Regions from separate parts of the Homo sapiens genome. Here region 2 is linked to region 1. The links are chromatin loops, found by intact Hi-C in ENCODE. Cell type or tissue: Panc1. All regions are shown on one strand. Each heading gives the region's core, and the rest is flanking DNA. Links, peaks and the distances in the headings are about the cores only. Region 1 overlaps TSG1 (tumor suppressor TSG1). Region 2 has its middle 350 kb from the start of TSG1.

The links. Hi-C counts contacts between places; a loop is a spot of excess contacts. Peaks named below come from ENCODE experiments on the same cell type or tissue, not always from the same donor. Only the 100,000 strongest peaks of a DNase experiment are listed, where the experiment ranks them.
Region 2: it touches region 1 in a loop (2.5-fold over the local background); 5 of 110 quality-filtered maps call a loop at or near these places.

What each region holds. Positions count from the first base shown.
Region 1 is chr6:93,713,220-93,730,361 of GRCh38, forward strand. TSG1 (tumor suppressor TSG1) reads left to right here. Exons shown (of 10, transcript NR_015362.2): 2 at 6,944-7,074; 3 at 10,804-10,895. Among named protein-coding and RNA genes, the nearest start is that of TSG1, 15 kb to the left of the region's middle. In Panc1, for the core only: CTCF peaks have their summits at 8,316 (motif pointing right) and 8,520; a DNase peak (open chromatin) is centred at 8,302; H3K27ac peaks cover 3,758 bases.
Region 2 is chr6:94,046,434-94,063,575 of GRCh38, forward strand. No RefSeq gene overlaps it. Among named protein-coding and RNA genes, the nearest start is that of TSG1, 350 kb to the left of the region's middle. In Panc1, for the core only: CTCF peaks have their summits at 6,540 and 6,739; a DNase peak (open chromatin) is centred at 6,498; H3K27ac peaks cover 2,986 bases.

The DNA.
Region 1 (17,142 bases), core at 4,134-12,133:
TGTTGAATGCTTTTGCTGAATCAATTGTTATGATCAGGTAGTTTTTGCCTTTTATTCTATTAATATGATGTAACACATTTGTTGATTTGCATTTGGTAAACCAGCTTTGCATACCAGGAATAAATTCTACTTTATCATGATGCATAATTTATTTTATGTGCTGTTGAATTTGATTTGCCAATATTTTTTGAAGAATTTTGCATTAATATGCATAAGAGATATTGGTCTGTAGTTTTATTTTCTTGTGGTATCTTTGGCTCACATGTGATAGTCATGCTGGCCTTGTAAAATGTGCTAAGAAGTATTCTACTGTTTGGAAGAGTTTTAAAACTATTGGTATTAATTCTTCTTTGAAAGCTTTGTAGAATTCAAAGGTAAAGCCATCTGGTCCTGGGCATTTTGTGGGGGGAAGGTGGGGAGGCTTTTAATTACAGCTTTAATTTATTCTTTTGTTATTGGTCTCTTCAGGCTTTATATTTCTTTTTGATTCAATCCTGTTAGGTTGTAATTTTCTAGGAATTTATCTATTTTTTGAGGCTATCAAACTTATTGGCATATAATTTTTCTAATAGTCCAACATCCTTTTTGTTTCTGAGGAGTCTGTTTTAATACATCCAATTTTACTTCTGATTTTACATACTTGAATCTTCTCTCGTTGTTTCTTAGGTAATTTAGCTAAGATTTTGTTAAATTTTGTGTATTTTTAAAAAATAACCATTAGTTTTATAGCTATTTTTGTATAGGTTTTCTGTTATTTATTTATTTATTTTCTATTCTTTACCATTTTATTCCTTTTGCTAACTTTTGATTTAGTTTGTTCTTTTTTTCCTAGATCCTTGAGGCATAATGTTAGGCCATTCATTTGAGAAACATTTTTTTTTCATTTTTTTCTTCATTTCTGAAGGACAGATACAATGGGTATAGTATTCTTGGTTGACAGTTTTTGTTCTGTTTTGTTTTCTCACACTTTGAATAAAACATCTCATTGTCTCCTGGCCTATAAGGTTTCTGCTGAGAAATATGCTGATAGTCTACATGATTTTCTGCTATGTCACTTGACACTTTTCTCTTGCCACTTGTAAAATTCTCTTTGTCTTTGACTTTTGATAGTTTAATAATAATGTGCCTCAGAGAGGACCTTTTTGGGTTGAATCTGTTTGAGAATATTTGAGCTCCATGGATCTGGATGTTTATATTTCTTCCAAGACTTGGGGTTTTTTCAGTAATTATTTCACTAAATAAGCTTATTGACCTTATCTTCATCTCTCTTCTTTCTAGAACTCCGATGCTGTGAATATTTAATTTACTTAATTGTGTCCCAGGAGTCTCATATGCTATTTTTATTATTTTTTATTATTCTTTCTTTTTATGCTGTCACTTGGTAATTTCAAAAGACCTATCTTTAAGTTCACAGGTACTTTCTTCTGCTAGATCTAGTCTATTGATGAAGCTCTTGATTATATTTTACATTACATTTATTGAATTCTTCAGCTTCAAGATTTGTGTTTGGTTCTCTTTTATGATATTTATCTCTTTGTTAAATTTCTCATTTAAAGCATGAACTGTTTTTTTCTGATTTTTTCGAATTACCTTTATGTATTCTCTTTTATCTTGTTGAGTTTTCTTAGGATTATTATTTTTAGTTTTTTGGGGGGAATTTGTAAATTTTCTTTACTTTAAGAAAGCTACTGGAGAATTATTGTGTTCCTTTGACGGTGTATACTTCTTTGCTTTTTCATGTGGTTTGTGCCCCTGTGTTGATGTCTGCACATCCAGTAGAAAAATCACCTCTCCAAATTTTAGATTGGCTTTCATAGAAAAAGATTTTTACCTTCAGATGGACCTTAGAGTACCAGAGGGAAAGGGTATGTTGACTGTTTCTGAGTGGATGCGATAGTATAGCATCTATGCCATACTATCAACTCCTTCATTTGCACTCAAAATCAGAGATGACTCTGGATGCCTCAGAGGCCTAGGCTGTAGGAGTCTATGGAAATGGCTATGGAAGTGTAGGTTGTTAAGACCCTTGGTTTCAAGGGCTTTTGGGATTCTTCTCTCCTCATTTTTCCTTACAATAGACAGTCTTGGTTCCTTCTTGGGGTCCAAGGGGGATATTTCTTCAATATACAAAGGGGATCCCTCTTCATGTTGAATATGATACAGCCCACAATCAGCTTCAGAAGTTATGGGTTCTAGACTGCAAGTGCTCAGAGTGGTTGTGGTGCTGAGGTCCTGGTCTCAGGGTCCAGAGAACCTATTGTGCCACCTGGGTCTCAGGGCATATGTTCAGTTTCTGAGTCAGTGTGGGATGTGGATTGCCTACAAAGCTAGGATCTGTGACTCTGAGAACCCCCAGAAGCTCAGGCCCTGGGGGACAAGTTTTAGCTGTAATTCTGTCCCTGAAGGGCAGGGTATAGAAATGCCCTGGCTCCAGGGAAAAGAGGATTCCCTGAAGATTTGAGCACACCCAGCAGAGTACAGCTGGAATTTGAGAATGAGATCCAATAGGGCACTATGGCTACTCAGTCACCAGAAGATGCAGCATCACATAGTGGTGACTCTGGATCTAAGATGGTGGTATACAGCAGTGTTTTCAGGTTCAGTGGCAGCAATAAACCCAGAATGGCAGAGCAAGCAATCACTTGAGCCCTGGGGGACAGGGGACAGCTCAGTGATGATTCCATTCCCTGGGTAGGACGTTGTGTCAACAGCTCAGACTCTAGGGTGTTATTCTAGTTCCAGAGCAGCAGGGTACTACAGTTGTTTGGCCTATATGGGAGTGTGTCTCAGCTCGGTCAATCCTCTGTTTCCCTGGGATGTGGGGTACCATGTCAGTTCAGTTCTGGGATGCACAGATGCTTGACTTGGCCAAAGCACAAATTCCCCATGAGTCAGGGCTCCATTTCAGCTCAAGCACAAGAAGGGTGTGACTGCTCTGGGCAGCTAAAGTACCATTTCTCTGTGAGGTAGCACACTGCTTCAGCTTAGCCCCTGAGGGGCATGGCACAGCAGTAGCTGAGAAAAGCCGATGGAATGGCTTCATGGCAACTTGTCCCCATATGTTAGCATGTAGTATAAGCTTGGCCCAAGGGTGATGAGCCATGAGGTGAGAGTGGTTCAGAGGTGACAAAGCCTAACTGATGGAAGGGTATCTTGATTATTTGTCCCCAAGCAATATTTATGGTTCCAAGATGGTGTAGTATGATAGTGGTTTGGGCCATGTTGGGAGGTATGAGTGGGATGGACACAGTGTTGATGCCTTCTCTGGGTCAGGGGGTGGGGTGCAGCTGTGTGCATCCCAGGCAGCTCCCTCAGCTGGGCTTAGTGCTTGTGAGGATTGCAGTAGTCCCTACTGTGAGGACTGTAGGTATTCAAGGTGGTGATGGGGGATGATGGGGAATTTGCTTACCTTTTCCCTATAGGAAGAATTTCCCCTTGGTTCTAAGTGGATTCCAACTAGGTGATGGAGTGACAGAGGCAAGATGTTTCCTTCTGTTCTCTATGTGGCTATCCTGGGCTTCTTTGATCTACAAGGTTTCTGTTACTTCTTTCGTGTACTCCAGTGCTCTCCTTCCGTTATTTTCATTAGAAAATATTATTGTTTCTGCTGTCTTTGTAGGGGAGATGAGTGCTGGGGGCTTCTAGTTGGCCATCTTGCTCTCAATCATTTTTTTGGAAGTGTTTTACTAGGCTTACTTTTAAAAATTTGTGTTTTATGAATTCCTTTGTTTTCTTTTGAGATAATCATGTTTTCTGCAAGAGTGATATTTTCCTATCATTCTCACATATCCTATATGTATTAGTTTGTATAATCAAATTAACTAGAAGCAGAAGCAGTAGTCACAGTGGCATCCTTGCCTTATTTCTCATTTTAATGGAATCTCCATTAATGTTTTATCAGCACATATATTGTGTTTTGGTTCTTATTAGATATGCTTAGCTAAATTTTCTTTCTATTCTCAGGATATTAAGTACTTTTTATAAAGAAACTTTAATCTGAAGACAAGTGTTTCAGCTTTGAGAAAAACACTTTTGCAATGATTATTGCTTAATTTGTTTAGGATAAGATAAAAAGTGGGAGATACTTAATTGACCAAGTTGTTACAGTGACAGTTTAAAAAGTGATTACAGTAAGAGTTGCACAAATGTTCCTTCTCTTTGTACTCATACATTTTTAATTATGTTTTCCTCAAACTTGAAGTGACTCTAATGTTGCTATTACTTCAATAGTACCACAAATAGGTAACTAACACCTATAAAGTGTATACTATGTGCTGGGCAGTATTCCATGTGATATATATATATATACCAATTTTTCCTCAAGGTGTATCATTTGGTAGAGATATTATTGTCTTTATTGTAGAAACATTGAACCAGTTATAGTAAAGAAAAAGTGATATTTTCAAAGCCATCCAGCTGATTATTGGCCATAATGGAAGGTATCGGGTGATGATGGCACATTACCCAAATGCCTCTCACAACCCCTCCCCATTTAAATCTCAAATAATGATTTCCTCTGTTATATTTCTGTATATCACCAAGAGATGAACTTCTGTTTCTCTCCTGTTTGTTTTGCATTCTTTCTCATGCATAATAATGATCTATGTTTGGATTTGTGTCTTTTGGATCCACCATTTATTATTTTCTGCTGTATGTAGCAGTGGTAGTATCCAGCAACAGATCTTGTTGATGGCACTGGTAGTACCTCTGGGGCATCCAAACAAGAGTATTTCTTCATCATACTCTTGGCCGTGGTTCCCTCTACAAAGCTTCTGTTGTTTTCTGCCCATTTTCTTAGCAGGTACCCCATCATGCCAGCTAATTCTGTGAGCTACCCAACATTCTTTCAACAATTATCCTTTTAGCTAGAACTGCTTTTTCTGCTCACATCCAAAATTTCCAACTGAGAGAGAAATTGGTACCTGGGAATGGGGTGCATCAGATACTTTCAAGGAAATGTGGAAACTATTAATTGTTCATCTGGCATAGCTGGGGCAGAAACCAGTCAAAATCTTGCTTAAATGCCAAGACAGGAATTCAGTAATAGTGAAAAAGTTAATCAAATTGTTGTCTGTAGTCACCTGGCATCATTGCAGTGATGCTTTGGGAATTGAATTGCCCCCACCACAGAATAGTGGGGTGTACGTGAGGAATTTATGGACTTAGAGAAGGGGCAGCTGTTTTGAACATCAATGGACAGCTTAAAGAAACAGAATGACAAGTTAAAATCCTTGAATTCTAGGCTCATAGCACAGACTGAAATACATGGAGTTTCTAGGATCAAGATAAAAGAATCTCTTATCTTTTGTTGCTGCAGGGACTGAGCTGGCAAAAAACAAAATGTGGTATTAGAGATAGTAAAATTAGACTATCAGTTGAATTCAGAGCTTTTCCTCGTCTCTTACGTAAAAATTAGAGAATTGGTAGGGAAAGATATTTTGGCACCCTGAACACTAACTCCCATTGATAGCCCATTGACACTGAAGAATACACTATGAAAATTCCTTGTACCTCTTCTTAAAGACACCCATCGCGACTTACCAAGGTAAGGATGCCCTGGGAAAATGGAACTGCTAAGATCTTTTGGAGATGCTTAGACACAAGCATTAAACACATTAATCTATTTTGCCAATTGGGAGGATTTTCTCTCTGAAACCTACTGGATGACTTGTGGAGCTCATGGGCAAAATAATGCCACGAGAAGTCCAGTTTTCTCTTGTGCTTTGATAATAGTTTCAAATTGCCTTAAATATCAACTTACCAGAATTTACGGCAAATGGCTGCCAGTTTGCCTAGAAACTAGATAAGGGATCTCAAAGGAACTGACGTGGGGGACTAATGACAGATTTTTTTTTTTTGGTGGGAGTGGGGCATTGGGGAAGAGAATCATGGAAGAATTTTTTAAAATGGGCTCAGAACATAAAGAATATTCATGCTACATATTAATGCAAAGGACATTTCTAGCCAAACAGCTCATACATTTAGATGGACAAGATAACCTAATCTCCCAATGTAGGTCATCTTCCTTCTATAGCAACTTTAGAATTTAATGAACAAAGTGGCCATGATTGAAAAGATAGTGGCTACTCACAAGCACAACAACACAGGTTTCCCCTTAGCAGTGTACCAAGATATTTTACCAAAAGTAGTAAATACAAACCTACAATACTATAGGATAACTGTTTGGACAAGTGTTTGTTTGAAGTCAGTTGATGATTGTTTTACTGCTTTTGTCGTGAAGGATTCATGTAGTGCCTCAAGTCAGCATCGTTATACCTTACACAACTGAATGCTTAATTCAATGTCATTATATTTCTCATAATTTCTTCCAAGCAAGGAACTCAATTTCCTATGAACAAAGCAGGAAAATGGGGTAATGCCCTTAGGTTACTTTAGTCTTATATACTTTATTGAAGAATAAGTTAGGTATCATGTCATAGGATACTACCTATGATTTGAAACATTTGAAACATATATATTGCTATTTATTTCAGTCAGTACACAATAGAATTGAAATTAGTACATCTTCCAATTAAACCTAATTAGTTATTCACAATATCTTTATTCCTATCTCTGAAATAATGGGAATACTGGTTTAGAAACTAGTAATATTCAAGGGAGAAATGTTACACCAGGGTATTCAGTAATGGTTGCATGGGAGTAAACATTGCCAGCTGGCCAATTCAGAATCTCATGACCTGAGTCAGCAAACAATCAGGTGGGTTAGTGTGTTGTATAGGGTAATTGATATTGAAAGTCAAGAGGAAAGATAATTGATGATACATAATACATCAGGAAGGGTGGGTCCCCAGTTGGTCCCATGGGGAATTTTTATGTGACCATATTTATTTGTAAAAGACTGAGCTGTACATATAAAACTGGCAGGAGTTCAGAACCCCTAAGAATGAAAGATTTACATAAATCTACTTTTCCTTTCTTTCAGTCACTACTATGGCAAGATCAAGACTGGATCTAGGAGATCTCGGTTCAATATGGAGATTATCCAGAGATTCTACTGTTGGAGCCAGATGCTATAACTGAAGAGGGTTAAAACTGTCTCCTTTTGGGACACCGGTAAACTGGATTTTTGCTATGAGAGGAAGTTTCATAGTACAAGACAGGAAGTTTTTTTGATTAGAATGGGCAAAAGATTTTATATGAATTCTAGGTTGCCAAAGAGATAATTGCTAGTGGGAATGTTGTGAACCTATCATGCACATGTTTACCTTATTTGGGATTAAAATCCATACTATGGGCTGGGCGTGGTGGCTCACGCCTGTAATTCCAGTACTTTGGGAGGCCGAGGCGGATGGATCATGAGGTCAGGAGTTTGAGAAGATCCTGACTAACATGGTGAAACCCTGTCTCTACTAAAAATACAAAAATTAGCCGGGCATGGTAGCATGCATCTGTAGTCCCAGCTACTCCATTCCACTCCAGTCTGGGTGACAGAGCAAGACTCTGTCAAAGAAAAAAAAAAAAAAAAAATCCTTACTATGTAAATCTTGGAGGAAGCCAGAATTTAAGGTCAGACTGAAAAGGTCATATATTCTTCTTTCTTTCCCCTGGCACCTAGAGCAGGGCAACTGACTAGGTTCAACCTACTGGATGGCCCACTTTGAATTTTCAGGAAGTAATACAAAATTTAAAAAGGCCTGTGAAAAATTATTGACCATCGCTGTGTTCACGGCAGCTGTGCCCAGTGACAGTAGGTCTGGTTCAGTGGTATTCAGGAACAACAGAGTGAGTGGTTCTTGTGTTCTAACCAGGAAATTCCTCCAGTGGAAATTACCTGTATTTTCTGATGTTTGACCTTCCTGTTTTCCCAAATATTGTTATCAAGCTTTTGAGTTAATTCTAGTATCTACTCAGTAGGCTCCTGTCTATTGAATCTTTTCAGGATTCAAATCCAACTTCAACATTACCTCCAATCAAATGCTCTCCCTGGACCCTACATTGCTAATTGAAATGCCATTCTAAAAGCTTCATATTATAGCTCCTGTCATGGCACTTCTCATATTTTGTTATAATTGTTTTCTTTGTCATATTAACTTCCCAAGTAGAAAGTCGAAAGGACTAAAACTTTCCTGTGGTTAAGAAAATCTAGCCTCATATAAGGTTTGATAAAGTAGGAATCCTGCAACTGTGTTTCTAATCAATGAGTATAGTTGACCTCTGGTTGTTACCTTACATAGTTACTAAGTTATTGCCTCTCAGCTCACGCTGTTTCTTCTACACTCTGCGCTGTGAAGCTGGACTGGAAATCTGCAAGCTTCATGTCTGCTTTGCCAGCTGCCTTCCTCTTAGCCTTGGCTAGTAGAAAGCACTAGAGGGAGCTGTAAGGATGGAAGAGGGAAAAGAGACTTGCTCCATTTTGTTTGTTTGGTGCTGGCTTCCCATTTGCTTCCTGTCATTGAGCATCACCTTAGCCTCATCTCACCTCTTCCTGCTGGTAGCAGCAGTTTGTCTCTGTAGAATGTTTAATTGACTTTGCAGTTCTTCAACATTTGCAGAATCACTCTCAATGTGCTCCTGCAAAAATAGCAGCCCCTGATGCTGTCAATCAGCATTCCTCTTCAGAGGCCTGGGTCCTAGTCCCATAAGATATTTCCCTCAAGCAAAGAGACACAGGCATGGGTGAAGCAGCACACTTTATCTGAGGTCTGAGTTTCAGCTCTGCACAGATCTTCCTCCAAGACTGTGTTTGCATACCCGGTCATAGTAGGGTAGCTGCAGCCTATAGAAACTCCTTCCATAACAATGCAATTATTTTTCTTTTTGCCATTTTAAGTCTTTAGTACCTAATTAACAATTGTTTATATAAAACCATTTCTGTTAAAATAACTGACTTGATTTTGTCTTCTGAATGGACCCTAACTGATACACAATCATTCTAGAGTAATATATGCAAAAGCATGCTTGATGTTACCCTGAACTGTTCTGGCCCATTTAAACCACAAGTATGCAGAAAAGTGCATCCTTCTGCATGTGATATATTGACTCAGAGAACTAGAACAATTCAGGTGCTTAGGCCAATTTGAATTGTATTTTCAGTATTCAAAATCAAAAGATGTAATGAGGATGTTCATGTTTTACTCTATTTTTGTATTGTTTATTTATAAAATTAATCATGTCAGGGTATTGCATATAACAGATTATGTCCTCAAATTGGATAATTTGAGATGAAATTAATAAAATGATGACCTACAAACCTGGAACAGGGTATAGAGAAATCAAAAGAGATTTCTATACCCCAGGGCCAGTTATAGTGGAGAGACCTGTAATCACCCTTATATCTGAAAGGACTAAAACCCGTAGAGCGATTCATGTAGCAAGCATCACCCGTCAAGAGCTGTGACCTTTGGCAGAGGTATACAATCAACCTGCAGAAAAGAAGCGAGGAAAATAAATTTTCCTACCTACCTCTGATCTCCTGCCAGGGATATCCATTAGCCAAACTCCACTAGAAACTGCAGGGCAAGGGAAACACTTGATGCAGTTCATAGAGATCGTTGTCCTGTGGGTCTACCAGGGAGCAGTGGAGGGCAGAAGATCTGATGGAGTGAATGGAATACAGCTTCAAAAAACGGGTTAATTATAAGCATAATTGAGATTTTTTAATAATGGAACGTTTTCAGGAAGAAATCTTTTTGAATAAATGAGGAATATATTCTGAGGGCAGGGAGAGAATGGGAAGGGAAGAGAGGAGAACATTTACAAAGTATTTCTGGAAGCATAGAAGTTAAATATCAAAGGAAAACACTCTGTCATCTGAAAACATGAGAGGAATTGGAAATATAAGTGTTCTAAATAACATTTTTACTTTTAACAATAAATACAGATTTTTAACACACTTTCATCTTGATTCTGGGAAGCATTTTAGTGCTCAGTAGCATTAAGAAACACTGAAACAGATTGACAAATACCTCCAAACATATATAACATGTGTATGTATGTATGCTTTAACATTTCAAAATATAATGTGCTAAGTTTCAAAGCATTTATAATTAATTAAGCTGTTTTCACAGCCCTTTAGAAGAATATTTTTCCAGGATAGCTGACTGCATAATGCTTTGCATGATTTATTTATAGACTACTAATGAAGACATATCTAATCATCATAATTAATTGGTATTTTTGTGCTTTGGGGCCTAATCACAAAATCTTTTACATGCTGGCTCAAAGTAAACCTGGCTATGGGGCAAACATTTAGGACAAACCCTGCTTGTTGTTTTTAATATACAGCTCCATTTTATTGATTTGTTTATTCAACATTTCTGACTCTGATTATACAATGCCAGTATAAGTAGCCCATTTGGTCAATTTAACTTTTTAGAATACTTTCTTAAACAAACAAAAAGAAACCAGAGGAATCATATTTGGCATAGTAGATAAAAACTTCAGTTTTTTACATTATTTATTGTGTTGTGTTACTATCAGATAGTGATACTAAGAATTTTGATTACCTTGAAGTGAAAGCAGAATTATTCTCTTCTAATTTACTTGTTAATTTTCCTTTTTCTTTTACTCATATGAAAAGTAATTTGAACTCACTGTTACGAGACAAATTAAGATTTTGTTCTGTGTATTTTTTAGAGCTATTGGGAGTTCCTGAGGAAAACTCTCAGAACACCCACTTTCATGTTTAGATAATGAAATAGTGAGAAATTACACCAAGAGCAAAGGTGAATATCAAATATCTCTTTTATTTTGAAGAGAGGCCAGTTTAGTATGTGGCTTTTATGCTTTTATTTGTAGCAAGCACTAAAATTACACTGGTGTTTACCCTTTGTCCACAAACAGAAACATAGAAGCCTGCCCGGGAAGAGCAGGGTAGAACTTATATTCTCTTTGTTCAGCTTCCCAGAGGAATAAGAAGGCCAGAGTGAAGCCAGGTATGTCCAGCTATTCTTTCTCAAATTTATAAATTTCTTAAATCACTCCACCTACCATGGACAGAATGAGCTAAGAGAGAGGGGACTAGAATTTTACTAATTAAACTCCTCTCAAAGAAGAGTTTCAGATTAAAGATTTCCATCTATTAAAAAGAAAGAAGGAAAAACAATTATTTTGTATTTTCCAATGGCTATACTCAGTTTAAGTGATCCTTTGAATATTTTAGCATTAAAATATTCTAAACATTTTATCTGATATGTTTAATCCTATCATGAATCCCAAATATCACATCAGTGTTTGCTTCAGGTAAACCAACCTGTGACAGGTGCCTATTGTTTTATGAATATGAGCATGTTCTTCTTAAAAAGAGATAATAATTCAAACAGATTATAAGACAATGATTGAATATTAATAATGATAGTGAGAAATTAGAATATAACATAATGTATTTAGTTTTTATTTGAAACTTATCCATAGTTCTAAACCTTCCTTTGCTTTTTAACTAAAACACCATTTATTTGATCTCCTGCAAAGGATAGTGAGTTTTCTGGATGGTGACTTCTACTGAAGTTTCTGGAATTGGAATAACTTTCCTAACTAAATTAGTATATTAACTAATTTTATTTTTTGTGATTCTTCTGTATCTATGAATTTCATTTAAACTGACTACCTAGTGACCCAACGTAATTTACTTGCTTCTGCAAACATTCTGATTAAATCAGTCATTATTAAGCCCTTCTGAGAAGCCATGAAGAAGACAAGAAAAAGTGAATATTCCATCAATAAAAGGGAATCAAAGTGAGAGACAGATAAACATCATTAGCATTAATTAGTCTAATAAAATTGTTTAAAAATTTAAGCAATAGAAAAATATGGGGCCCAAAAAGGTTATATTTCTAAGTTAATGAATTTATGAAGATGAGAATTGTATAACTGTTTATATTAGCTTGGGCTTCTATTAAAAAAATCATAGACTGGTGACTTTAGAGCAGACATTTATTTCTCAAATTTGGAAACTGGAAAGTCTAAATTCAAGGTGCCACTCAATACAATTTCTGGTAGAAGTCTTCTTTCTGGCTTGTAGACAGCCATCTTCATCCTGTGTCATAATATGTTGGAGAGAAAGCAATTTTTGCACTTCTTCTTCTTATAACAACAATTCCATCATGAGGGCCCCACCCTCATAACCACATGTAGCCCTAATTAGCTCTCATTGTCTCCGTCTCCAAATACCATCACATTGTGCATTAGGACTTCAACATATGAGTCGAGTCTTGGGGGGACCCAATTCAGTCCACAGCACTAGTCGCAAAAAAAAAAATATATTTGAAATGAGAGCAGAAAACTTGGCTTTTCAGATTATGGAGAAATACTTGGATTCCAGCAGGTATCACCTTAGGAATGCTGAACTTAAGATAAAGAGACAGGGGGCTGAGTTCCATTGTGGGGCTGAATGCCTAAAAGGCTTGAGATGGCTTAAAAAATGTCTGTAACTTCACCTTCCTCAGTATTAAGATGGGGCTACCGAAAGATCTTTCATAGGGTTGTGTGTATTTCTAAATGAGATAAGATATATACTCTATGTGTCGAAACAATAATAGAAAATTAAAGGTAAGATATCACAACGTAATTTCTTCATTTCAGATACTGACACTATATATATATATATATATATATATATATATATATATACATGCACACTACATTTTAAAGGAATTATGAGAAAGATGGAGTATTTGAGAAATGAGCAATTTTGAGAAAAGAAGAGCTAGTCTATATGAAAGATGTTTAGGGAACTATATTTTAAGCCTTCCACCACTGACTGTCTTATGCAACTTTCCACACTCCTTATTGGATATTGTTCTTCCTGAGGAAGTTTGCTTTCCCTCTTTAAAATAGAGCCTGTGAAATTTTAAACTGTACTTTTGCATCCAATTGCTTGAACCATTTAAGTAGAGTTGACTGATTTCAGAAGCAGTGCTGTTAAAAATGGTGGGTAATTTGTTAAAAAAGGAAAACAAAACAGGGAGAAAAAACACAGGGTGAGACTGGGAAGAGAAATACCGGATATTGAGACCCCTGTGATGGCTTTAAAGCGTTGGGTTAATTATTCCTTCCCGGAAGTTAATGATGAGAGCTATTGGCTCAAACGTGTGAGTGAGTGAGGACAAGGAACACAAATAAACCTAACAGTAATTTATCTTACAAGTGTAAGAAAATGCTGTCTCCTTAGAATGTGTGTATTTCTTATTAAGGATTGGTAAGTAACCTTTAGAAACTGACTGTGCCAAATTAGCATTAGAAATTGGTAGTGTGGGTCAGGTGGGGTGGCTTACGCCTGTAATCCCAGCACTTTGGTTGGCTGAGGCGGGAGGATTACCTGTGTTTAGGAGTTTGAGACCAGCCTGTCCAACATGGTGAAACCCCGTCTCTACTAAAAACTACAAAAATTAGCTGGGCGTGGTGGTGGGTCCCTGTAATCTCAGCTACCTGGGAGACTGAGGCAGGAGAGTCGCTGGAACCTGGGAGGCGGAGGTTTCAGTGAGCCGAGATCACGCCATTGCACTCCAGCATGGGTGACAGAGTGAAACTCCGTCTTAAAAAAACAAAAAGAAAAAGAAATTGATAGTGTGGGCTGGTTATGGTGGCTCAGGCCTGTAATCCTAGCACTTTGGGAGGCTGAAGAAGGCCAGTCACATGAAGTCAGGAGTTCAAGAGCAGCCTGGCCAACATGCTGAAATTCCGTCTCTACTAAAAATACAAAATAAAATAAAATAAAAAAAAATTAGCTGGGCGTGGTTGCACATACCTGTAATCCCAACTACTTGGTAGGCTGAGGTAGGAGAATCACTTGAACCCAGGAGTCAGAGGTTGCAGTGAGTGGAGATCATGCCATTGCACTCCAGCCTGTGTGACGAGAGTGAAACTTCGTCTGAAAAAAAAAAAAAAAAAAAAAGAAGAAGAAAGAAATTGATAGTGTGCTGCAGCACATTCTTGATTAATACTAAAAGCATATATTTTCTAAATAAACACTTCCCTTAATTTTTATTAAATATAAGCACAAATTTTCTCCATTTCCACACTGTTTAGTTTACTGTGTTAAACATTTGCCCACCATTTTTTTAAAGGATGTAGAATATACAAAAAACTCTTCATAGCTTGAAATGTGCATAGGAGATAGATGAGTTTAGGTACTGCAGGACGAAAAGACTTGATGTGTTTTATGCCATGCTTATTTATTCCAACTATAAAAACAGAAATGATCCACAAAGTAGTTTGATGGATAATGACTGAAGTTGTAAAAGTTATTGTGACTAATGGTATTTACCCTGTTTGGTTAATTGAAAATCAAGGTGAAATTACCCTCTAGATAGATCTTATATTTTATAACGTTTGTAAAATCATAAAAAGGTTATGTCATCCTCAATTCTCAAAAAAATTATATTGTTTTTGAGACTGTCAGAACATATTTTCCAACAGTATTACACAAACGGGCAAACAATCTGATATGATGACCTAATCGTTTTTATGTTTGGCCATTACAAGTGTTGGCAGTTCCCTGGCTTCTGTTTGGAAGTAGTGTGTCAGTTGCATCTTATAATATGTTTGCCTTTGGTGAGGCATCAGAAAACATGTCACATATTGGAGATTTATGTACTATAAAATGTCTCAGGAGCTTAACTTCACCATTAGGGTTACTCTTGTATAAACTTTGATAAAAGTAATATCTTTGCTCCCTCCCAAGATAAATGAAAGAATTTAAGCCCACTTCGAGAATTCTAAACTTTTGTGGTCAGTCTTCTTTTGTCCTCCAAGTTTGTAATTAATAAGGTTTAAACAAAGCTTCAATCTGGTGGATAGTCTGAGCTTTTGACTTAATCGATCAGTTTGAAAATTATTAGCTAATTCCTTTACTCTACTTCTACCCCAACCCAGGATTTAGCTGTCTATCTGAGTAACGTATTTGCCTGGTTTTATGTATTAGCATACTCTCAGTTGAAAAAGCAAATCCGAATATTCACATTGATAAAGCACTTGCACAATAAAAGGGGCCATAAAAGTATTTATCATGCTTCTGAGATGTATTAGTCAATAAAATGAGTTATTCATTGAAATTTAATAGGGTGCAATCTCAGATGGAGTGCAAGCTCCGATTGAAAAATTGAGACATTTTCTTGCTGGAGGGAAGGATACATGCACGTCTAGCACTATGCAAGTTGTAAGGATGCTGGAAAGCAGGCAACTGGATGGAATCCTGAATCACATCTCACACAGCTGCTGCTGCTTCACTTTCTCTAAGAGCAGGGCTATGCTGATTAAGCCATAAGCATTTGCAAAGATTTTTTTATTTTCTTTTATTATTTTCTGGCCATCTGTAAATCAAAGAAGAACAGGAATAGGTGGCTTTCTTCCTTCAGCAACAGATCACCAATCCTCCTCTCTCACATAAAATTTTGCCCTGATCAAACTATTTTCTATTCCTCAATCAAATTCTGCAGTTTCTTTGTTTCTTCTACCTAAAGTGATTTTTATCAAATATTCATGTATCAAAAGGCATCAGTAACCATTTTTTCATTTAAACCTTTACTTATCACTTTAATTTAACTTGTTCTTATATATTTATAAATTCTTAGAATGCTCTGCCTATATTAATGGAATTTTTCAATGTAACCTTGCTAACTTATTGTAGTCATTTAAAAGATACATCTCTAAATTCTTTGATACTCCTCATTGCAAAATACACAGCTTAATTCATCTCCTTTTGAGTGAGGACTAGACTTAGTTATTCTTTTCTATTGAATAGCATATGGCAGAAGTAATAAGATTTCACTTGCAAGATTAGGTTATAAAAATCTGAGGTTTCCTTCCAGAATTTTATTTCTTTCTTGCTCTTCTCACTCTCTTTTTCTTCCTCTCTTCCCTGAATTACTCACTCTGGGGAAGCCAATATTGTTGCTGCTCAGGCAACCTTTGGAGAGGCCCACATCGTGAGGAACTGAAACCCACCAATATCAGTTATCTTGGAAATGAATGATATTCATATTCACTTCTCCCCATTGAACCTTGAGATAATAACTATAGCTCCGGCCAGTATGTGGCTGAAACTTTGTGAGTGATCCCAAGACAGAACTACCCAGCTAAGACACCTAGATTCCTGATCCTCAGACACTGTGAGATAATAAATGTTTATTGTTTTGTGCTATTGAGTTTGCAGTAATTGGCTTTGCAGCAATAGACAGCTAATACACTTGTATATCTTTACTTTCTCTTTTACTAGATTATGAACTTTATGAAGAAAAGGATACATACTATTGATGTTCTATTTTCAGTCTAGATAATACATGCCTGCAGATGTAAAAAATATAATCTCAAAAGATTAAGCCAACAAAAGTTTATTTGTACTAATATAAAGTCTAATATGGGTAAGGAGATGTAATAAAAATAAACAAATACATATATAATTTTTGATGGTAATTAATTATCTGAAAAATATAAAACATCTGTAGTAACTTAACAGAGTTACTGAGAAAGGGAAGGTAGAAGGTACATTTGGACAGAGTGGTGAAAAAGTCCCTACTACTAGAAGTTTAGATTGGAGCTGAAACCTGAACATGACCAACTGGCTCTGCAAATATTAGGGGAAGAGCATTCTGGACTGAAGAGCAAATGCCCCAGGTAAGGACTTTTTCTAGCTTGCTGACAGGAAACAAAGTCAGCTGGTGGGCAGGAACCTGTTAAGGGAGTATTTTGTAGGTAATAATGAAGAAGTTGGAATTTATCAAAAAGTTTCATTGGAACTTGCATTTGCTGTAAGTCAATACTCCAGAGAAGACCATGGTCAGCTGTGAGTTATTATCATCTGACACAACAGCTGGGCCATGAGTGCCCCAGCTGGAAAAGGACCTCAAAGTGGATCACCAAGAGCATCTATGACAATCACATTGGCCACTGAATGAGAATTAATGTGGTGGTGGTAGTGTGATCGGGCAAGTGAAGAGTAGGACAACCAATTAGTAGGCTGCTGTAATACCACAAAAAAGGGGAAATCATTCATTAAACTGGCATTAGATGTAGAAAAGAGGAGTTGATTGATAAAAAAAAGATTTAGGATGTATTTTGGAAGAAGAATCATGAGATGAGATATTTGGATTGACATCTCCTTCCAGAATACATCCTAAATCTCTTTTCTTTCAACTCTTTTCTACATCCAGCCCCAGTTTAATGGAAAGTGGATAATGAAACATT
Region 2 (17,142 bases), core at 2,914-10,913, 330 kb after region 1:
TTTCTCCATTGTCACATTATGTTTGAGCTCTTTAGAGATACAGACTTGAGAAAATTCAAGGAATAACATTTCCTTTCTATTTTACTGAAAACAACCTTTCCATAGCAGTCAGATATTTTGTAATCTTATATTCCACCTGTGAGAATAGTTTTCTTGAATTTATATGTGGAAGAAATTGATACAGAAGAAATAAGATATATCTTAATTTTAATAAGTTAGAGTATCTTGCAAATTGTTACCAAAAACAACTACTAGGACAAAAGGAAAGAAAGTAAAATACATACAATGACTTGATATTTAATGCATAAATCTTGTAAAATGTTTCTCTTTTAATTTTGATTGATTTGATTTAAATGTGCATCTTTAGGCAGTCTGGAAGGTCCTTTAGAATATACAATAATAACTAACTGCAAGTTGTTATATATGTTTAGAATTCTATTAATGTTCTTTTTATCTATATAATTGAATATTCAACAGTGATCCCAACATTCAAGTGAATTTGCCTACCAGCTGATAATCGGTTTTAGACTTGCTTTCTTCCACATTGTATAAATTATTTAACTGTGTATATTGTGGCAGTAAGTGCTGTAATTCTGCAAAGTTACTCTAGCTAAAAGAGTCAGGCACCTATGAATGCACAACTTTAGCCACTAACCCCACAGAATTTACTCAGAGTAGTCTAAGGAATCTATAAAAAGAGAAACAGTTGTTACAGGCTATTTACCTAGAAGAGTCAATGAAAAATAATTCCACTTATTGAAAAGGAATATCACTATGCATTTAGAAATTATATTCAAAGAAATGTGAATGAATACCTGAATGTTTGTGTTTTTCTTGTTTACTAACTTTAATGTTCTATTTCATTATTCTATCAATTTTAAAAGGATTTCCTGAAATATGTTAGAGCTAGGCTATGAGAGGATCTATATTTTTCCTAAGCATGTTTAGATACCTACTGACAATATGTGCTAGTGATTTTTTAAAATTTTTTCCCCTGAATACCCCTTCACCGTTATGTATATCAATGCCTTAATTCTTTAGACACTTATATTTTTTCCATAGTAAGCATCTTAAAATTGTAGCTTGTGTTATATAATATATATCTCATTACACTTAACATTCTAGAACTAAAGTTGCTCAATACCTGCTTAATAAGTACATTAATAGTTGAATGTTTTATTTAAAAAATAAATACATATTTGAAATAAACTTACAAAAAGTGAGTAGGAGATGACTATTTGCCCTTGCAGATGATTTTCATTTTTAGACAGATTTTTAAAATTTTCTAAATTTAAAGACTAATATCTTAATATCTAGAAGGAATTTAAGTCTAAACTTTTATTGCATGTTATTTTCCAGAATTCAGTTTCATAATGCTAAATAGATATTTAGGTAAAAATTTTAATTTGGAAGGCTTTTCGACTTAGCTCCCCAATTAATTTATATTTTACAGTTACTGATGAAGTATCTTCATGGGTAATTTTTTTCAAGTACTGAAAACTCTTTGTTTTTCAGTGCAAACCCATTCTTTATGAATATTTGTCATGAGCTTTACCTGAATGTTCTGATTGAGCCACGTATGAATCTTCAAAGGAAAGTGAAAATTGCTATAAAGAAATTTTCTGCACCAAATGTAGATTGATTATGATATTGTCCACAAGTAGATTTGGTTATAATAGAGATTTTAATTTATACTTTTTTAGGTTTTCAACACGTAAAAATATCAAGTTCGAGGAAAGGTTTTTGTTGTTGTTGTTTTATCTTAACAATCTATGTAAAGTAAATAGTGGAATATTTTTGCATTCAGTGTCCTGTGCAAAGACTGAGCTACAATATGGTGCAGTGACAAATAACCACCAAATCCCAGCCACTTAAAGTGATATCTCACTTACTCTGCATGTCCTTCTGTGGCATCAGAGCTCAGGGCTTAATGAAGTCCCTAGAGGCCCAGGGTTGAGGGAGCGGTGATCTCCCAAATGTTTCTCATCTCCATACCAGAAGGGAAAGAAGAATATGGGAAACTGCACATGAGCTATGAAAATGTTATCTGGAAGTGACACAGTCACTTGAATTTCACTGGCCAAAGCAAGCCATCTGGCCACAACTAACCTCAAAAGTGTAAGAAAGTGTAATTCTATCATGTTCCTGCAAGGGGGAAGAAGCAGAATTCTAAGTGAGCAGAATTAATGATTCCCTATACAATTTATGTCATCAGCCTTCTCTTTCTTACTTTCAGAAAGATATTAAACCTCTCCAATATCTCTGACCTTACCGTCATTCAAGATACACACATTTAGAGCCTCCTATTTTAAAAATGTGAGCTTCTTATTGTGGAGATGTGAGAGTTTCCCCACTTCCAGCTTGACTCACCTCAAAAGATTTTACTTTGATGGCACAGTGGTAAGCTTCTGCATCCTCTAAATTGGATATTCCTCTGATTGGTGGCCACTGTTGCATTCAATATTTTTGCTTTATTGTTAACATCAGTATCTTAGTTATCAACAAAGAATATCCGTAGTAACTAATAAAAGCACCTGTGAGCACTTTAAGACAGTGAAGCATTGTACTGAACATAAAGGCTCATAGTTCCCTTAAACACAGACATTGCCCAACTGCCATTCAGGTCAGGGATAAAAGGAGTAGAGGAACAGTCAGGTCCAGAGATGCATTCTAGTAATAAATTCTGTGCCCCCCACAGTTTTGTGTCTTGAAGATTATTTCTCTTATAGTATCTGTTCTCAAAACATTTTAGACCCACCATGTGAGAGACAGTATCTGCCCCCAGGGAAAAGAGAAAACATGTTTTTAAAAGAAGAAGAAGAAGAAGGAGAAAGAAGTGTTTGTTTTGGATGGTGTTTTAGAAATGTGAAGGAAGAAACAGGGTTAGGAATACATGGAATGTGGTATGAGAAGTGGCATGGCTGTGAACCACATGTTTAAGACACAAAAAGATGATATTGATCTAATAATGGTAAGAAAAACAAGACTGATAAAAAACAAAGAAATTATAATTTCAGATTTTCAAGTAGCATAATGGTTTCTCAGTGGAAAAGTTTTCTTGATGAGTGCTTGAAATATGAGATGTAGAATATTTAATCTTATATAAAGAATTTAATATCAACGTGTTATTTGTAAAAGTAAAAAAAAAAAAGATTATCAAAACAAATAATAAACCTTGGGAGTCAGAATAAAAACGAGGATAGATAATGTCAAGAAATCAAGAAGATAATAGTGCTAGTTTCCTGATTCTATAGTGAAGATAATTGTAAAGCAGTTTAAAGCTAAGATCAAGGCAAAAGGATACTTGAACTTAGTTGGGAGTACATTTGTAAATGAATGGGTTATGGAAAGGGGAGGAGTACAAGCTAAATTACAAAGTTGAGGTTAATAAAGAAAACTGAATAATTTTACATTTATACCTAATAATTTTGAAAGTAAAGATGAAAAACTCTACTTTGTAGAAAATGCCAAATCGACACTAAGAAAGAAAATGCATAAAATTGAAGAATTCTCAGAGAATGCAGAAATATGAACTATATGTGATATTATTGAGAAATATAAGAGAACTTATACTACTTCTACTCCTACCATTTAATGAAAAATGTCTAGGCTAATTTTGTAACAATCACATTTTACCTTCTTTACTAAAGAAAATATAATTTGAATATAGGGAAGTTATTGAGAAAAAAAAAACACCTCCTGTATACAATCATACTTCTTGAGTGGATCTGAGCAGCAAAAGTGGACAGAAAGTGCTGTTACAACTGGATCATGTTGAATAACCAAGACAGAAAGAGCTGAAGGGAAGTAGTAAAGCAGAAGGAGGAGAAATCTATCAGGGAACCAATAAGGTGGTGTGAAGCTAGGACAGTGTGTTGTGAAGTGATCACTAAAATATACCTGTTAGTTGATTCAGGCTTTTAGAAAAACTATGAGTAAAGTCAAACATTAGATTTAAGGTAATTTGCGTCTGCAAAATTAGCACCCCAACTTAGCCTCACATCCATTAATGTAGCCCATTACACACATATGCACACATTTGATAATGGTTAGACTTGTTATGAAACCCAACTGAAGTTTTATGCCTGGGTTCCAAGCAATTCAGAACATAAGCAACATGTGGGGGGTAGTGACATGAGCTAACAACTGAACTAAATCAATAAAGAAAATAGTGTTTCTCCAGAGTTGAACATGAGAATATAAGGTTATCCTAAGACCTTCAGTTAAATAGAGAATACTTGCAGCATGCTCTGGAATTCCAGCGGGCATGATATAAGGAAGGAGCATCCTCGAAGCAAATAGCTGCATCTCAATGGGTAGGAAAACCCCTGAGGACTTCTGGCTTTCATGTGAGGATAAGGAATATATTCGTAGGTTGTTTAATTAGTTATTAAATTAATTTTCAATGCCCATGCCAGTTGAGCCACATATTTTATCTCTTCAATTCAACCCAATGGAAAATTATTGAGGTCCTCTCATAGGTATTTGTATAATGGTCAGACATACAAGTGCGAATGAGAGACAGCCTCTATTACTGAAGTCCTCACAATCTGTCTGCTGGACAAGAGTGGAGAAAGGGACTGAAAAAATGACTCCTACCAACATAAGGAGATAGTGCTAGAGCAGCAGTGTGAATCAAGTGCTATAGACATGGAGATGAAGGGAGCAGGAAGGAATAACCACAAATAAGAGAACACTTTTTATCAGAGCTCAAAGGATTGGCAGGGTTTAACTAGACAGAAAAATACAGATACATGGAAGTCCATAAATAAGCATATAGAGAATGAATGTGCCTCATGTGATTGGAGTCTATTGGAAGTTAGTTGATTTAGAAAAAGAGGACAGGAGAGTGTCACCACTGGCTAGTGAGCAGGCAGGCATCAGCGCTAAGAAGAAACACAATGTTAAGAATAAAATGATCTGAATAAAATAAATAGTACACTTTTTCTTATTGCTACATTACATTACATTAATATTACATCATTGTAATGTAATATTACACTAAGGTAATATTACATCAATATGACATTATTGAGTGCAATAACTGATCATGTTTTCAAAATAACTGTCTTTGTTTTCTCTCATATAACTCTGTTCTGTGTACATATGTCCTGTGTCTCAATTACGATCACCTTCCTCTCAGATCTCCAAGCCAGAAAGCTTAAAGCCATCACTCACAGCATAATTTTTATTTTCCCTTTCCAAAACCCTTGGATATAAGAAAAACAAAACAAATAATCCAACAAAATAACCCTCCCCCTTACTGCAACCAATTTCTAACTAGTCCCAAAATTTATTTATTGCATCCCATAGGATGCTACCAGTTTTGTTGATTCCTCTCCATTTTTACTGCAGAATTCCTAACTTAGGTCTTCATAACTGTAGATTTGTATTTCCACTTTTACTTTCTTGCTAGCTTCCCTACATTCTCCTTATCAATCCCACCAAACGATTATGCAAACTGCTTCCAGATGTGTCTCTCTAAAGTTCAGACACAGTCATGTCATGTCTCTTATTATGAAGCTCAGTGGAAAAATGCTTGAATATGACATTTAAGACCATTATTTTTCTCCTACCTGCCTGATAACTGCAATTCTCTGTCAATAATAATTAACAATATTAGAGCATTCATGGTTCCTCTCTGATTGCCTTTCACATCTATCTCTCATCTATCTATCTATCTATCTATCTATCTATCTATCTATCTATTTATCTATCATCTATCTAACAAATATTACATCAATGCAGTTGTATATCCTCTACTTACCATGATTTTTCCAACCTAGGCCTCAGACCATTGGAAAAGCAGTACTGCATATTAAGAACATTATGGGCTGGGTGTGGTGGCTCATGCCTGTAATCCCAGCACTTTGGGAGGCCAAGGCGGGCAGATCACCTGAGGTCAGCCCTTCAAGACCAGCCTGACCAACATGGAGAAACCCCTTCTCTACTAAAGATACAAAATTAGCCAAGCGTGGTGGCACATGACAGATACTCAGGAGGCTGAGGCAGGGGAATCTCTTGAACCCAGGAAGCACAGGTGGTGGTGAGCTGAGATCGCGCCATTGCACTCCAGCCTGGGCAACAAGGGCAAAACTCAAAAAAAAAAAAAAAAAAAAAACCAAAAAAAAAAAAAAAGAGAGAGAGAAAGCACTGTGGCTTTTAAACCGCTGCACATTTGCAGAAAATTTATTTGAGGAGATTTAACTGTTGTTAATCTAATTTACAAATTTTATTTTGCTTACAATGCTCATATTAACAAATCTATAAGGGCCCTGTTCCCATGAGCTAGGTTGAAGTGAGAGGTGAGGGATGGGGTACAGAATGCAGAACTCATGACTTTTAGATACAGTGCACACTGTTTTGCAACTCAGAATGTGTAATTACCTAAAAAGTGGAGATGGAGGGAAGGAAGAAAGCCCCAAATGTCCTGATTTATGAAGGTGTTCTGCCCTCACAGCTGCACAACCCCTGGGTGAACTGTGATTCACACTGTTTGCTGTGTCAAGCCTTTCTCCTGTTAGTGAATAGCATCCCCTTTTGGTGTGCAAAAAGTGTGGGCAGTCTTACAATGGGAACTGGATCCCTTTAAACATATGATTTAAAGCTTCCTTTTTAAGGATTTACCCATCGACAAAGTTTTAAAACTTATCATGGTATCACATGCAAGAAAAATGCAATCTCTGACAAATTATGTCAAGGAAGGCAGGTACTGTTTCTAGTGATCAAGGTATGAAAACAATTCATCCTCATTTGGTAAGAAGTATCTCATTTTCTTACTATACCTTTCTTATTTCTGGATGCATTACCTAAATTTGTAATTTACAAGTTGTAATTAGAAACTCTGAGATAATAGATTTTACGAACAAAGGAATGGTTATGTTGAAATGCATTAGATGAGTTTGTTTTAAGACAGACCAAAAGATGATTAGTGAATATTACATACTTTAGGAGGCTTAAAAAGTGGTTTGTATTAATTTACTGAATAATATATCTTTACGTAATGACAAAAAAAGTAATCATGTTTTTACCTTATTATAGCAAGTGACCTAACCCATTTTAAATCATGTAAGTGATTAAATTTGGAGACAAGATCAAAATATCTTTCATCATCAGATGCAAAGAAATGACAACTAGAGACACAGCAGTAAGAAAAACACCCACCCTACTGAAATCCATTATATCAGAAAGGTTACATCGAACGGACTTTATCACATTACTAAAGGATTGAAAATTAACCCAAGGTTATCCACTTCATACAAAATAAACATTGAACATTCAGTGCAGCAATGTCTTTACTGCCTGCATGATGACTTACAATATAACACATACTGGTTTTTGAATGTTTTACTGTGAAAGCTGATTTAAAATAATCTTTGAAAGGACTTTTTTTTGAGGAGCTCTTTATTATTATTAAAAGGGTAAGTGCCAGAGCAGCAGCAGGGAACCACTTAAATAGAGGTTCAGATACCCTGTTCTTAATAGGACAAGCTTTAAGTATTTTTATACACAAAATAGACTGACACAATTTCCTGTGGGGTTTCTTCAACATATGTAATACCCATTATGATACAACAAAGTAGTATTGACATGAAACTAATAAAGTGGGATTTTTTATCTTTCTTTATGCATTTAAAAATTCTTACAGGATATATGAGATAATTCAAAGAAAACTTGAATTCAAGTGGAAAATGCTTGCAGAGGAAATGATATGGGCCACTTATGTGGACTCTCAATTTTTTCTTGAAATTGTGAAATTTTTGACATGACATCCAGCTGCATAATAGTAGAACACAACAAAAAATGAAAAAACAATGTAAGGAGGGGGAAGCTCCTTTTACTGATATTAAAATTGTTCTGATCAGAAATATGCCATGCATCATTTGTAAAAATAAATTATTCCATAGCCAGCTAAGCCAAGATCAAGAATAAATGAATGAATATTCAGGTTTTCACTTTTTAAAAACATTGAATAATAAAAACCACATTGATTTGACATAAAATTAATCATTGGTAAAATATTTCCACTTTATTTCACAAGATTAACTTAATTATCCTTTTATCTGCCACAAGAAGGACAAATTAAGAGATATCCTTTAGGACTGAACTCTTAATGCAAAACATTTCTTCAGAGAGGGAAGTAGATGCAAAGTTTAAGAGCTCTTTGCAGTTGGGAAGTTGCAGCTTGAAGATACATTGACATTCTTCCGCTGTTTAATGCCTTCTTAATGCTGCTCATGCATGCACGCACGCGCATAGACACACAGACACACACACACACACACACACACACACACACACACACACAATGCTCATTTAATGGCAAATAATTGCTGTTTCTATTTGAATTGATTAAGATATATTTTAAAAAGTAGGCTTTTGGCTTTTGAAATGGCACCCGTAATACCAAAGTGACATAATACTGCACTTCTGTAATTCAAATGGGTGGCCATTGAGGCAAGAGAAGCAAGTGCCTCTGTGCAATTTTCCTCCTTTTTTTGTGAGTTAAGCAGATTTACTCTTTAACGGTGGAGCTTCAGCGGATGATTATGACATCAAAGCCAAAAGTAAAATAAACTCTATCATCCCAGGCTTCTTTCTGAAAGAAAGGAGAGTGGAGGCTTAGTCTGTTTCATTTGATTTTTCATTTCCTTTCATACTTTAGAATCACACTGTCTCCCCACATACTCAAATACCTTTCCCATCATAGTCACCCACTCATCACATATCCTCTGATTTCTGACTGAATTATTTGCTGTATTTCAGTATTTTTATCTGCAGATTTCTAAATATCAGGCACTTACACTTTACTGAAAATGACGCCTGTTGTTATAGCCTGATTTTGCTTTTTTTGAACTCAATTATCCTTCTCAATTTGCGACCTCCCTTTAGCTTTTACAAAGCTGTTAGAAATTGTACCTGGAATATGGTTTAGTCAGATATTTGCGAATTTATTGTCAAAAATTAAATATTTATGATTTTTTGCTGTTTTATATTTAATTTTACTGTTTTTAATTCCCAGTCCTTTAATGTAACTTTTTCATAAATATACTAATTACATGGGTTAATTATAACAAATGTTGTTGAATTTAACAAGGCCCAAAGTTGGGTAATTTAGTAGTTTAGTTGGCAAAATTTTATTAAGCAGAATCACCTTGATTCTTAGCCAGACACACGGCTCTCAATATAAAATTAGCATATGGTGTGTGAAATTTAAAAATAAAAATTACTATGAATTCCTGTGAAATTTTTAATAATAATTTATATATTTAAGTTTGTTTTATTCTGAGAAAAAAATTGCCATTTTACTGTGTCTGAATTGTTTTGTAATATATTTTTAGGGAAATATTATGTCTTTTTAATTATGACACTTATATAACAAAACAAAAATATTTAAATATAGAAACTTCCCAAAGATATTAGTTTTACTAATCTAATCAAGATAAGTAAATTATTGGGATGAATCAATAATGAAACTAAGAAGAAACAATAGGATAAGCACAGTATTTATTCAAAACATTAATTTGTCTTGTTTTTTGAATTATCACCTAAATAGAATTCGTAACAACATTTTGTTGATGTGTCCATACATTTTCTACTTAGAAAAGGAGATAAATTATATAAAGTATCTTTAAGTTGGAGATTATTCCAATTAAAATATTTTGGAATAAATTAAAACTCAGTAACATTCAAATGAATAATACTAAAAATGTTTTCTATAGAGAGAATTTTTAGAACATGTATTTTATATGTATTCAACCCCATATATTCAAATTTGAATTTGTGAAGAAAAGTTAGCATGTGGCAAAATTATAATATTGAGATCAAGTATTAAACAGGAATATTTATAATCCTCTGTTTTACTATCAAAAAACAATTAATAGTTGGCAATTTATTATTCTTTATATTAATAAAGAATATTCTATATATTTTGCAATTTATTATTCTTATGTGTTTTAAGGTCTATATAATGCTAATGTTCTTGTTGCTATTGTTGTGTTACCTTTATATTTTAAACAGAGCATTCAGCTCGGAGTGGATAATACCCTCTTATGCATTTGGCATCATTTAATGTCTCTATGCAATAATTTCAATATTGTGTGACGTTTGGCTTGCCAAAACAAAACCCTGGAGGGCTTCATTTGTTTGTTATTTTGTCTTCTTTTATCTGCCTGTCTGTGTATCTACCTATTTGGTCTTCGCAACAATCTTATCTTCAATGTAGAAATGATGTAATACAGTTAAACATGCGTGCAATTTAGAAACATGGATTTAAATAATTGAAGGAGTCTTATGAAACTTATTCCCACACCTTTAGTTTGTTTTCCAACACTCTTCATCATATTACTGACTACATGACCTCAGGATAAGAGTAAATAACATGCATTTTGTATTGTGGAGCTTCACAATACAACGAAATCATAGAGAAAATGACATCTTGAAGTTTTTCCTCATCAAAAAGTGAGACAGAATTTGCTTTGATAGATTGTAGTTGCTGGGCTAGCCCATTTTTATTAACTGTATCAAGTAGGCATCAAAATTGCTGACCTTCAGGAGATTCTTCCATTTTAAAAATTTGATTTCTAAATAATTGGAAGTTTTAGAGAATATTCTTCTATACTTTATCAATAACAGTATTGTCACAAAACAAAAGGTAAATCTAGTTATGAAAAACGCAAAATGCCTGTCTTATATCAATGGAGTAGAGTAAGTAAAATATGGGAACATGAATATTATCAAAGATACCAAAACCCAATCACTTGTATTTGTGACCATAAAATCATGCAAAGCTGCTCCAAGTGAGAAAATATATATATTTTGTGTTAAATATGAATTGAAATGCAATTATTTCCTAAAGTTGTCAAATAATGGTAATATATGCAATAAAATGCTATTGAGAAAATAATAATATGTTTTTCTAAGACTCTTCACTGTTAGAAATCTACTTTTTCATATTGTACCATTCTGAATTAGGATGTGGACAGCAGCAGTTTTGACATGGTTATTTTGTCTTCATAAGTGCCTTAAACTTGTGGAATAAGTGTCAAGGCCTGGAAGAAAATCCTTCAGACCATAGTGGAACACTCTTTTAGAAAATACTCAATGATAAAAGGAGATACCATAGAGGAGAAAACATTGATATTGATGACTATGAGTCAAAGCTGTTCTGATAGAACAGCTGGATAGCCTAGGTTTTCTTCTAGGGTTTTTATGGTTTTAGGCACATGTATACATACATAACAAACCTGCACTTTGTGCACATGTACCCTAGAACTTAAAGTAGTAAAAAAAAAAAAAGAACAGCTGGCTAGAGGGGCTCTGAACATAAAAGTGATTTTAAAATACCTTAACAAATTTATTTTACTCATGAATTTTTATGTATGTATAAAATTTGTACATGATAAAAATCAACACTTGATATTTAAAACAGTTTCTTCAGGTCAACCATGATGGCTCACGTCTATAATCCAAGTACTTTGGGAAGCTGAGGCAGGCAAATCGCTTGAGGCCAGGAGATAGAGATGAGCCTTGGCAGCATGGCAAAATTCCACGTATACAAAAAAAAACACAAAAATTAGCCAGGCATGGTGGAGCACACCCATAGTCCTACCTACTTGAGAGGCTCAGGTAATAGGAACACCTGAGCCCTGGAAGTCCAGGTTACAGTGAGCTGAGATTGCAGCACCGTACCCCAGCATGACAGAGAGACCCTACCTCAAAAAAAAAAAAAGAGTTATTTCAACAAGTATAATTAGCTATCTAGATATATCTATCTACCTACCCATTTACCTATATGTAGAGGGAGGTAGATACATTGGCCAACGTGCCAGTGATAAGGAACATTGTGTTATAGTTTAACTGACAGTTTTTTTTTCTTTCTCAGTAGTAAATAATGGTGCTTTTTAGAAACAATAGATTTGATGTCATAAGTAATAGGATTATTCGCAAAGTTCACTGTTCACTGAGACAACTCCACCCATACTACCTGTGTATTTGCAGCATTTACCTTTCCAGGCACTTCTCATGCCCTTTTGTCTTTCCATGCACAGGATACCTCCACTCAATAAAAAGTCATTTTCTAACTTCTCCACTCAATATATTCATTTATTTTTTTAAGATCAATTCAAAAGGTATTTCCTTGGTGAAGTGTTTCTCTACTATCACAGAATTATAGCATTCTGCCTATACTATAGTCTAGCCTCTTGTCCATATACTATGATTTTCTGCATATATTTTTATATGATTTTATTTTCTAGTTAATTGTAATCTTCCTAAGGGCAAAGGCCAGGTTCCAGTTAATGCTGACAACCCAGAAAGCAGCATCATGTGCAAAATTTTTTGTACTATCAGTAAATGATACCTGCTATGCATGTGGTAAGCCTCAGTAACTATTCTTTGAAATAATAAAGAAATAAAAGTGTGAACAGTGAATTTATGTGATATATTCATATAAACTATTTATATTTTACAACCATAGTTTAACAAATCAAAGTGTGACGATGCTGAAGCCAAGGCCAACACATTAATTTTTCTAGGTTTATTTTCACCCATTTATTCTGGCTGTTATCCTGCACTGGCATGTTTATTCTTCATTATTGCCAATACTAGAGAAGATTAGGAATAAATTAGAGCAACTTATCTTCACTATGTGAAAAGTCAATACTTATTGATGGTAAGTTAAAAATTGTCAATTTCTAAAATAATCTCATAAGTAGAAAATAGCATGCTTATATTAATACATTGATTATAAATATTTTCAAAGAATAATTCAAAAATTCAACCTTATACACAATACATCTTTTTTAAATCCTGCTTTATTGTTCTCAGAAGTATATGAAAGATTAATATATTTAGGTTAGAAAGCCTTTTTAGCCTTTTGCTTTTACTATCTATTCAAATGTTTATGAGGATAGGCAAACATGAAGGAAGTGTACATGGATTTATCATTTGCTTGAGTGTTATAATTAGGGGCCCAAACTGTATAGGTAAGAATGATATTTAAAAATCAACCATGCTTAAACCTGAACATTAGTCTAATCAGAATTAGACACCCAAATTGTTTGTTGCATCTTTACTTTTATACAATCTTAATAGATGCCTTCTGGATAGCAATTAATAGAAGCATTTTCTAAAACTACACAAAACATTTTACTTAAATTCTTTATTCTCTTTTCAACCTTTTTCTTTGATGAAAATATACTTTCCTTTTTCACCATAATGGCTTTTTATTTAACTTATGCCTGCTATACATGGTAGTATCTGTAAATAAATAACAAAAAAAAGTATGAAAGAATAACTGTTACTGTCATTGACCTTTCATATTTAGGCTGTTTGTTGTATTTTAAAATACAATTTTAACTTTAAATAATTTAATAAATCTCAATTCTCTACTTTGCACCTTGGGCAAGCTTTTTAACTGTTCTGGGCCTCATTTTCCTCATTTGTAGAAAAAAGGAGATAATAATAATACCTAACTCACAGGGTATTTTATGAAGATTAAATGGATTAATATATGTAATATATTTAGAACAAGATGCATAATTATTTGATTTCAGAGTTATTTTTGAGATTATTGTCATTATTCCATTTGGTTAAAAAAATTCTGACAATTTCTGAACAGTGTCTTATTTTGATCAGGCTAATATTCAGGTTTAAGTATGATTAATTTTTAAATATCATTCTTACAGTTTTGTCCCCTAACATTATGCAAATCAAGTCCAGGTATATTTCCTTTATGTTTACTTAGTCTCAGAAAACCATGCTTTATTATGATTTATTTCTTCAAATAAATGAATAAATCCATTCTACTAAGGAAAAGAGGAATAAGCATATTTTATGACTCAAATATGGCAGTACAGAAAAATAGAAAATAATGATAAATAAATTTCCATTTAATATAAAAATGAAAGCTCTGGTTAGAGCCCTCAATTAGTAAAACTACTTGGCTTATGAATCAATGAGTTTGTGGCAGGACAACTGTCCAGATGGTCACTGAAAGGATTCCTTAGTTTGGTGAGAGGCTGGCTTAGAGGGCTCATATCATTCTTACGAAGGAGTCTACCTTATTTCAAAGCAGAATCGTATCTCTCCACATGGGGTAATCTGAGGGGTGGCTACCTCACTCACTTTCTGACATGTTTGGAATACACATCTCTTTCTTTGAATCTTGAGCCCATAGCTTCATTACATCTAGAAAAGGTTTTCTTTAGTGTGACTTATTTAACAATTATCTGAGACAGAAAAAAAAAAGGGCATATTAAATGCTAGGAGATGTGAACTACCAGAAAAAAAGGAGAGTGGTAGAGCACTAATAACAAATTTTGCCTACTTCTTAATTTGAAGTTGAACCTGGTCAAATTAAGAAGTAACCAATTCTCACAGTTCTGTTGCAGAAGCACACCTGGGTCTCCAGGTGCCTTCATGTGAGAGGAAGTCACGCTTGGCAAGTGTCATTACTGTTGAATTAGATGACTAAGTCACAGAACAGTGAAAAAAACTCATAAAGATTTCATCATGGAAGTATGTACATAACACAGCCACTACGTAGACTCCTATGCTTCTGAAAACCTTAGGTTCAACCTTAGAGTGTTGGAATGAAATTATTGGCAATCAGCTTGTTCACAGAACTTGATCGTATCATAATTTGTGAAAAAGCCAAGAAAATGGTAGGTAATGTTTCCTGATTACTTTTATTAATTAAATTTCAAAGCTATTCTCAATCAGGCTCCCACCTTACAAACATACTGTTCACCTTGTGAATTCTTTCAGTCTTGATTATTAATTCAGTCATTGTCACCCTTTGCACTCACCTCCCCCCATTTTGGAAGTCCCATAGATGCAAATATTGGCACTGTACAACATGCAGCCCAGGTCTTGTCGTGCTCTGGACTGGGACTCCATCATTAATGAGTTTTTATTGCTGCTCCTACCAGCCCTTGAGCAGACTCTGTGGATGCCAATCTAGAGCAGCCCAGCATAAACTTCACATGTTCAGAATTTTCATTGACCTCACTGAGACTTTCATGAGAATGGATGTACCGAGTAAATATGGGAAAGAATTCTATGATACAACTCTCTAAATAGAAAACCTTTGTTTTTGCTGTCCATATTTGCATAACTAATGTTATAAAAGGTGTAGCAGAAAAACACTCAGAGTGAAGTCCGGGGCCATGACCCAAATTCAAAAAGTTGTAAGAATAGCCAAGTATTCTTATGTGATCTGTTAAGCTTTCAAAGCTGCAATGAAAAGGAAAACAACAGAAAAATAGCTAGATTGATGAGCTGTAAATTTTATAGATAATTATATGTGCTTCCTTGTTTGTAGAAATACATAACTATGCATCCTAGACAAGGTACCTCTAGGGAGTTAAAGAAGAAAATAAGAATGAAGGCAAAAATATCCTATTCAGATTTTCTAAACAGCTTATGTTGATGCTAAATAAACTTTAAAAAATAGACACAGTGGCTTAATTTTGTGATATTTAAGTGTTATAATTTTATTCTGTTAAGTGTGTATGATTGTAAAAGCATCAAAGTTGAAAATCTGTGAAATTGGAGGAAAATACAATTTCACCTTTTGTTCAGAAATTTCCAAAACTACAAAGTAAATAAATTCAAATATAAGTAGAAACATTAGTTCTTTATTTTATTCCTTGCCATAGATGAAGGACTTTATAGAATGACTATGTTTAGGGTAAAGTGACTATTTTCCTGTATGAGTTGTATCTACAAAGTATGAAGTCTTGTTTTAAACAAAATGAAGACATTGTCATTCAACCATTTCCCTGAAATTAGTTGCCTAGGAAAACAAATTTAATAACGAAGTCAAAATAAAGTTTTAGTTTACTATTTATATATATATTTTTACTTCAAAGGGAGATTTTCTGCATAGTTATATTCTTATTTATAAGGCTTTGCTCTAGTTAACTTTTCTCTATTTTTTAAACACAATTGCCATTATAAAAAATTATTTACCCTTTCTTGAAGATATGCATTATTTAAATACAGTAACTCAGATGGAAGTAACATTTATTTAATTGTAAATTTTTAATATCTTTAGTTTTAAAAAACTCAAATCATTTGCTAATATTGCCATGTCTTCATTCTTTCTGTCCTGCACATTGGGCAATATACTTAGAAAATGAGAAAAACTTAACTACTTATTTTATTTTAGAAATAATTACAAAATATGTAAAATATTTTAGTTTTTATTGTAAAAATATTTATATTAATATGTAAAATATTTTACTTTTATTGTAAAAATATTTATATTAATATGTAACATAAATTTAAAAGTTTATACAGAATGTTTTATCTCTTAAATTGTTAGATGTATACAAATAAATTTGAGTGTCATATTGTCACCATTATGTAGTCTTGTGGACTAAATTGTGTCCCCCCATAATTCATATGTTGAAGCCCATAAATGCCAATGTGACTGTATTTGGAGACAAGGCTTTTAAAAAGGCAACTAAAGTTGAATAAGGTTATAAGGATGTGGCTCTACTCCAGTAGAATTCGTGTCCTTATAAAAAGTGGAAGAGACATCAGAGAGCTCTCTTTCTTCATGAGCACATGAAGAGGATACATGAAGACAGCAAGAAAGCAGTAATCTGTAAGCCGAAAGAAAGAGTTCACCAAAAACACTGAACTTACCAGAACCTTGGCTGTCAAGTTCTAGCCTCCAAAATGGCCAGAAAATAAATGTCACTTGTTTAAGCTACCCAGTTGGTGGTATTTTGTTATAACAGACTGAGCTGACTAATATATGCAGCCATTGCTAATTTTTCTTACTAAGGATCTAAAGTTCACAGAATTGATTGATCATAATTATTGGTTCATACTCACTGTTACCAGTTGTCATTGCAAGGTCATCTTCTATTTTATGTGTTTATTTAACTGGAGCACTAGACTATTACCAGTAACTTACCTCTCCTCATATGTTCCCTACCTATATTGTCTCCCAAAGTTCTAATATTTATTTTTAAAATTCTCTTGCATTTTCTTTTTTCCTTTGTGTTTTCTTTTTAGTTTTGTTACTAAATAACATATTAGTTTTTTTCTACTACATGTTAACTCCTTAAACTCACTTTTTTTCAGTCAATATTTTCTTAAGTTTCATCCATGTTATTGGTTTCATTG